Regions from separate parts of the Homo sapiens genome. Here region 1 is linked to region 2. Evidence: read pairs that join two places in POLR2A ChIA-PET (ENCODE). Cell type or tissue: GM12878. All regions are shown on one strand. Links, peaks and the distances in the headings refer to the core of each region. The heading gives the core; the rest is flanking DNA.

Region 1 (2,924 bases), core at 114-2,613, 75 kb after region 2:
TTTTATAAGGATCTTGGGCTCTCCTGGATAATTCAGGATAATCTCTCGATCTCACGATCCCTAATGTAATAACATGTGCTAAGTCCCTTTTATCATTGAACTAAATTAACATTTTCATAGGTTCCAAGGATTAGGACATTGACATCTTTGGGGACAGTGGTCATTCATTATTCAGTCTATCACACCAGGTGAACTAAACCAACCCTAGAGACAAATTCTGGATGAGAGCTGCAGTCACAGCCAGCTCACCCATGTAGTTAGCGGGAGTACATGGGGCTTCGGAAAAAGGCTTTTCTTCCTAATAAAAGAAAGCTTGATATGACTGAGCTGCTAAATCAATCCACCCTGCAACCCTAATTTTGGACTTCTTGTATAGAGAGATGATAAATTCCTTATTGTTTAAACTCCATTTGATATAGTGAAAATTGCACCAAAAATCATCCTAACTGGTCTTCAGGGGTAGGAACCTGAATTTACTTTCGATTTCTGGAAGAGTATTATAAGCCACAAACTATCAACTCCTATATACGTTGAAAAAATAAGCATTAATGGTAAACTGTAGGTATTGAGGAAATTGTGTTCATGCAAAGGGAATGAACATGATGAAGAGGGCTTGGTAAACTGTAATTATGATCTCCTCTATATTACTTTACTACTAGCCAGCCATGCCAGAGTGTCTGCCATCATCTTTCTCTTTGCAAGTGAGTATCTTTGTTCCTAGTTGGTATCCCTAATTTAGCCCCAAGTGATCAATCCTTCTTGCCTCCTCATCTCTATAACAACACTTGATAATTAAATTGTGTCTTTTCTATGTGCCAGGCACTGCTTTAAGAGCTTTGCCTGGGTTAAATTAATCATCAGGATGAGACTTTGAAATTGTTACTACTGATATTCCCATTTTACAGGTGAGCAAATTCAACTGCAATTTCCTCAATAACCCCAGTTTACCATGAATGCTTATTTTCTCAGCTTGTATAGGAGTTGACAGTCTGTGGCTCATAACAGTCTTCCAGAAGTTGAAATAAATTCAGGTTCCTACCCGTGAGGACCAGTTAGGATGCTTTTTGGTGAAATTTTCACTATATCCAATGGGGTTTAAACAATAAAGAATTTATTATCTCTCCAAACAAGAAGTCCAAAATTAGGGTTGCAGGGTGGATTGATTTAGCAGCTCAGTCATACCAAGATTTCTTTTACTAGGAAGAAAATACTTTTTCCAAACCCCTAAGCAGTGTTTCTTTTTTTGGCATGATCCCTACGCCATTCACAGGCAAAGGGGAATGGATGATCCATGACTCCTCTCTGAGACTGAGCCTAACTACCATGAGCATATTGTTGCCTGATCCCTGAACAAAGCCTGGGGTCTATTAGCAAAAGGAAAAGTGAGGGAACCAAAGGAGCCTTACTCTCCAGGACATCTGCACGCCACCAGAGTGCAGAATGTAAGCTGTCTTGCATGCGTATGAAAAACATAACTCTAACACTGACCCCAAGGTCTCTCCTGCTGTGCATAACTAATAGGCCCTGTGACTGCTTACTGCTGTGATGCAGAACAGACTTCACAGGTGCTCCTCGGCTGGGACTGGTGTGGCAGCGTGGGAGGCAGGGGCATACTGTCACTATGACTGAGCAGAGTATTATTGGAAATGGTGTTTGACTCCCTTCTTATTGGTGCAACTCAAAAGGGCAATGTAGTAAACAGTTCCAGACAAATTTGAAGACAAGATGTTTTTCATAAGGAAGGAAAAAATTCTCACAACAAGCCAAATGTGCATCTTTTCAGATAGGAGCCCTTCATATTCACTGGAATTTCTTAAAAAGTAACTTTCCACATATTTCCCCCAAAATAACCTATTTCACTAAGAGTAAAGCACGTGGCACCTAATTTATCTTCCCTGAACAGAGTAGAGCTGAGTCACTGACACAGAACTGAAACCTTCGCACCCAAGCAGGCTCAAGGGACTGAGCCAGAACTGATTCTCAGATAGCTCAACCCTCCCTCCCTCTCCCACAATAAAGGTTCATATCAAAATCACACTCTGAACATCTGACTCATATCTTGTGATTATTGAACATACTCCTCCTGTACCAATGTTCCTGTGGACATTTGACCATTTCCATGTTCATTTCTTAGGGAAAACAGGATTGTTTAGCTGGAGGTTGAATCAAATAGATATACATATTGAAACCAAGTGTCCTCTCTTGCTGTCTGAACATCCAAACAAAGCTAGGAGCAGCCCCCTTACCATTAATCAAGGACCAGATAAACAGCTATCTGCTGAAGAGGACTTCTGCAGCAATGGCTTAGCCCTCACCTCTGGCACAAGGAAGGATGGATGGGTGGGCTGCAATTAGTTGGCATGTTCAAAATAAGAGACAAGTGGCAGGGAACACCTCTTGGTTTGACTTCAGCTTGCATCACTGTGGCTCTTGACTGCCATTTCTACTTTTCCTGTGTAGATCGAAAGCTCTAATCCTTACCCCTAGTAAGTGCAATAGTGCCCTTTGTACAGTTGGAGACCTCCACCTCCTAGTTTGAGCCAGAATGTGTTCTGTGCGTAAATACATTACATGGAGTCCAAGAGATTTCTTTCTTTCTTAATTTACACATAATAATTGTACATATTCATGGGGTATGTAAGGATGTTTTGATACATATAATGTATGATGATTAGATCAGGGTAATTAGCATATCCATTATCTCAAACATTTATCATTTCTTTGTGTTGGGAACATTCAATATCCTTCCTTCTAGCTATTTGAAACTACATATTGTTAACTGTAGTAGTCCTACAGTGGTATAGAACACTAGAAACGTATTCCTCCTCCCTTGCTCTGATTCTGTAACCCTTAACAAATCTCTCCCTAAAGGTTTCTGTTAACTCCTAATAAATGATCGCGTGGGTTGGCAGAGTCAAGAATGA
Region 2 (2,924 bases), core at 159-2,658:
CAGAATGGTCTCAATCTCCTGACCTCATGATCTACCTGCCTTGGCCTCCCAAAGTGCTGGGATTACAGGTGTGAGCCACCGTGCCTGGCTAGTTTTCTTATCTTTAAAGGAGGAAAATATAGCACTGTAACTCATAGGAGGATGTGAGCATTAGATGAATTAACATAAGCAACACATTTAGAACAGTGCCAGTTTCATTATTTATGAACTGTTGTTGCCATGTACACTATGAGGCAAGTATATTATCTCCATTTTACAGATGAAAAATAGAGGCACAGAGATTTTCTAACCTGGTCAAGATCTCACAGCTGGTAAATTACAGAACCATTCTCTCATAATCTGTGACCTTTTAAAGGTTTCTGAACAGCTCTGAACTTACTGATTCTTCGGTAAAAGTGAAGCCATGAAATGCTGCTCTATAAATCTAAAGGAAAGGCCAACTACTAAAAAGATTCAAGAATCTTTGAATATTCTCAATGTCAGGAATGCTGTGATAATCAGGAATAGTACCATTTCCCACATTACTAATGCTTTTATGCCACAAAATGGCTCAACTTTCAGAGTAGATTGGCCTTCTCAATGTTCATGCTATCACCTTACACCAGTTGACACAAAGATCACTCCTAATGAGGGAGTTGCTGGGGATTAAAAGTTGGCTCTGCCTTATCTATATCTGCTACTGCCTGCTGTAAGAAGACTCACTACGTGAAGGGTTTCTGGAAGGGTACCTGCCATGTACCCTGGAGAATGTGATAGCAGGTTGTCATTCATGGTATATGCAGTTGGCAGAGGAAGTTTCTTAGCAAAGTGAAAAAGGAAGAGATTTATTAGGGAGAGCTAGTAGGCGTTATCTACTCAAATCAAATAGACAGCACCCTATATTTATACCCTGTATTTATTTCTTTGCACCACTTGATATCTACTTCCTTTAAACACTAGTGACTAATTTCTTTATCTCACACGGCCCCCTGGACTCCACCATTTGTTGACCCTTAGAGCTTCATTCCGAACTTGGGTGTCTCCACCAGATAGATACTGAAAGGAAAAGCAGTCACCTCCCTCTCCCCTTTCCTTTCCAATGACATTTTTCTCCCAATGATCCCTACTAGCATCAACCATAAGATGTGAGGAAAATCGAAAGTATCTTATAAAGCCATTTGACAAATATTTATATAGAACCCACAATGTCTTGAGCATCTTGCTAGTCACAGGGCGCAGTAGTGCACATGGGGAGCTGGCAAAGCACTGGTAAATAATAATAGCTTGTAGGAACAGAACCAAGGGTTTATTCTTGTTAGGCACTGTTCTTAGTATGCATTATCCCATTTCAATCTCATGGAGGTAGCTATTATTATTATCCCCATTTCACAGATGAGAAAACTGAGGATCGCCCAAAATCACACAACAAGGAATGGGCAGAACTGGGACTTGAAGGCAGGGCTGCCTGATGTCACACACTTAACCACACATATATCTTCTCTTTCTCTCTCACAGCTTCTCACGAGGTAGAACTTTAGAGCCTGGTGTGTTTGTGGCTGGAGCATAGCAGCTCTTCTACAACTTTACTGTAGTTTCTACTGAATATTTTGGTTTGCAAATATAAAGGATTCTCTGAAGCACAACCTTAAATAACGTGTGGTAGACACCTGGGAGAGGAAAACTGCAGACAGAAAAATGTGGCCGGATGCTCTGTGGGCGGGCGGCAGCGATGTTCGGCCAGGTGGCTCCAAGGAGAGGAAGCAGTGATGCATTGAGGTAAGAGAGCTGACAGATGAAACCACATGGACCCTAAGACAGAGTGGAAGGAGGGTGCCTTAAATATTGTAGGGTGTGCTCTTATCAGGTTATGAGAATGCAGTTGGGATACAGGTTTGCTTTCTCTTGCCTGTATCATCGGAGTGATGATTCAGATAAATTTAAAAATTACTTTATTCTGAAGTATGTCTGATGTGAAGAGGCTTAAATAATATCTTAGGATTAAGAGTCAGGAGACCTAAATTATTGTTCAGATATGTACCACCGAATTTAGGTGTGTGATCTTTTGCAAGTCCCTCAACTTCTCTCACTGTAGGTTTCTTCCCTTCTAAAACAAGGGAGTTGGGTTACTGAACTGCAAGAATTTTTCTAGCTCCAGACTGCTCTGATTGTCTCTAGCACTGGAAATTTAGACACAATTAGAAGGCACGTTTCTAGCCCTTCAGACCTACACTGCCTAACTTAGTAGCCACATGTGGCCATGAAACACTTGGGATGTGGCTAACATGACAAAATTTTCTATTTTATTTCATTGTCATTAAATTTATATTAAGAAACTGATACTGTATTTAGTTATTGAAAAACTTTATTTATTTTTGAGACAGAGTCTCGCTTTGTCGCCCAAGCTGGAGTGCAGTGGTACACAATCTCGGCTAACTGCAACCTCTGCCTCCTGCGTTCAAGTGATTCTCCTGCCTCAACCTACTGAGTTGCTGGGATCACAGGAACCTGCCACCATGCCTGGCTAATTTTTGTATTTTTAGTAGAGACGGGGTTTCACCATGTTGGCCAGGCTGGTCTTGAACTCCTGATCTCAAATCATCTGCCCGCCTTGGCCTCCCAAAGTGCTAGGATTACAGATATGAGCCACCACACCTGGCGTGAAAAACTTTAGTTTGTTCAAAACAACTTAGGAATGTGAATCTGCTTTTTGCAACAGTAAATTTTGTGAAATCTAAATACAGATCAAGTGTTTCCGATGAAAATTTGGCATCTGAATTGGGACATGCTGTAAGTATAAAATACTAGATTTAAGACAATATTAAAAAAGGAAGTAAAATGTCTCAATAATTTTTGTTGATTACATGTTGAAATGACAATGTTTTAGAAATATTGGGTTAAATAAAATAAATTGTTAAAATTAATTTTATCTGTGTTTACTTTTTAAA

What was found. ChIA-PET counts read pairs that join two places held together with the same protein. Peaks named below come from ENCODE experiments on the same cell type or tissue, not always from the same donor. Only the 100,000 strongest peaks of a DNase experiment are listed, where the experiment ranks them.
Region 1: POLR2A ChIA-PET joins it to region 2 with 8 read pairs; 11 of 35 experiments call an interaction of 5 or more read pairs at or near these places.

Annotation. Positions count from the first base shown.
Region 1 is chr2:196,100,456-196,103,379 of GRCh38, reverse strand. No RefSeq gene overlaps it. Among named protein-coding and RNA genes, the nearest start is that of DNAH7, 33 kb to the right of the region's middle. RefSeq lists enhancers at 1,788-1,887, 2,158-2,307, 2,328-2,417. In GM12878, for the core only: no CTCF peak of the experiment used is centred there; DNase peaks (open chromatin) are centred at 1,599 and 1,959; H3K4me3 peaks cover 213 bases; H3K27ac peaks cover 2,152 bases.
Region 2 is chr2:196,175,057-196,177,980 of GRCh38, reverse strand. It overlaps a transcript of STK17B not described here. Among named protein-coding and RNA genes, the nearest start is that of STK17B, 4.9 kb to the right of the region's middle. RefSeq lists an enhancer at 1,421-1,680. In GM12878, for the core only: no CTCF peak of the experiment used is centred there; a DNase peak (open chromatin) is centred at 1,640; H3K4me3 peaks cover 1,102 bases; H3K27ac peaks cover 1,793 bases.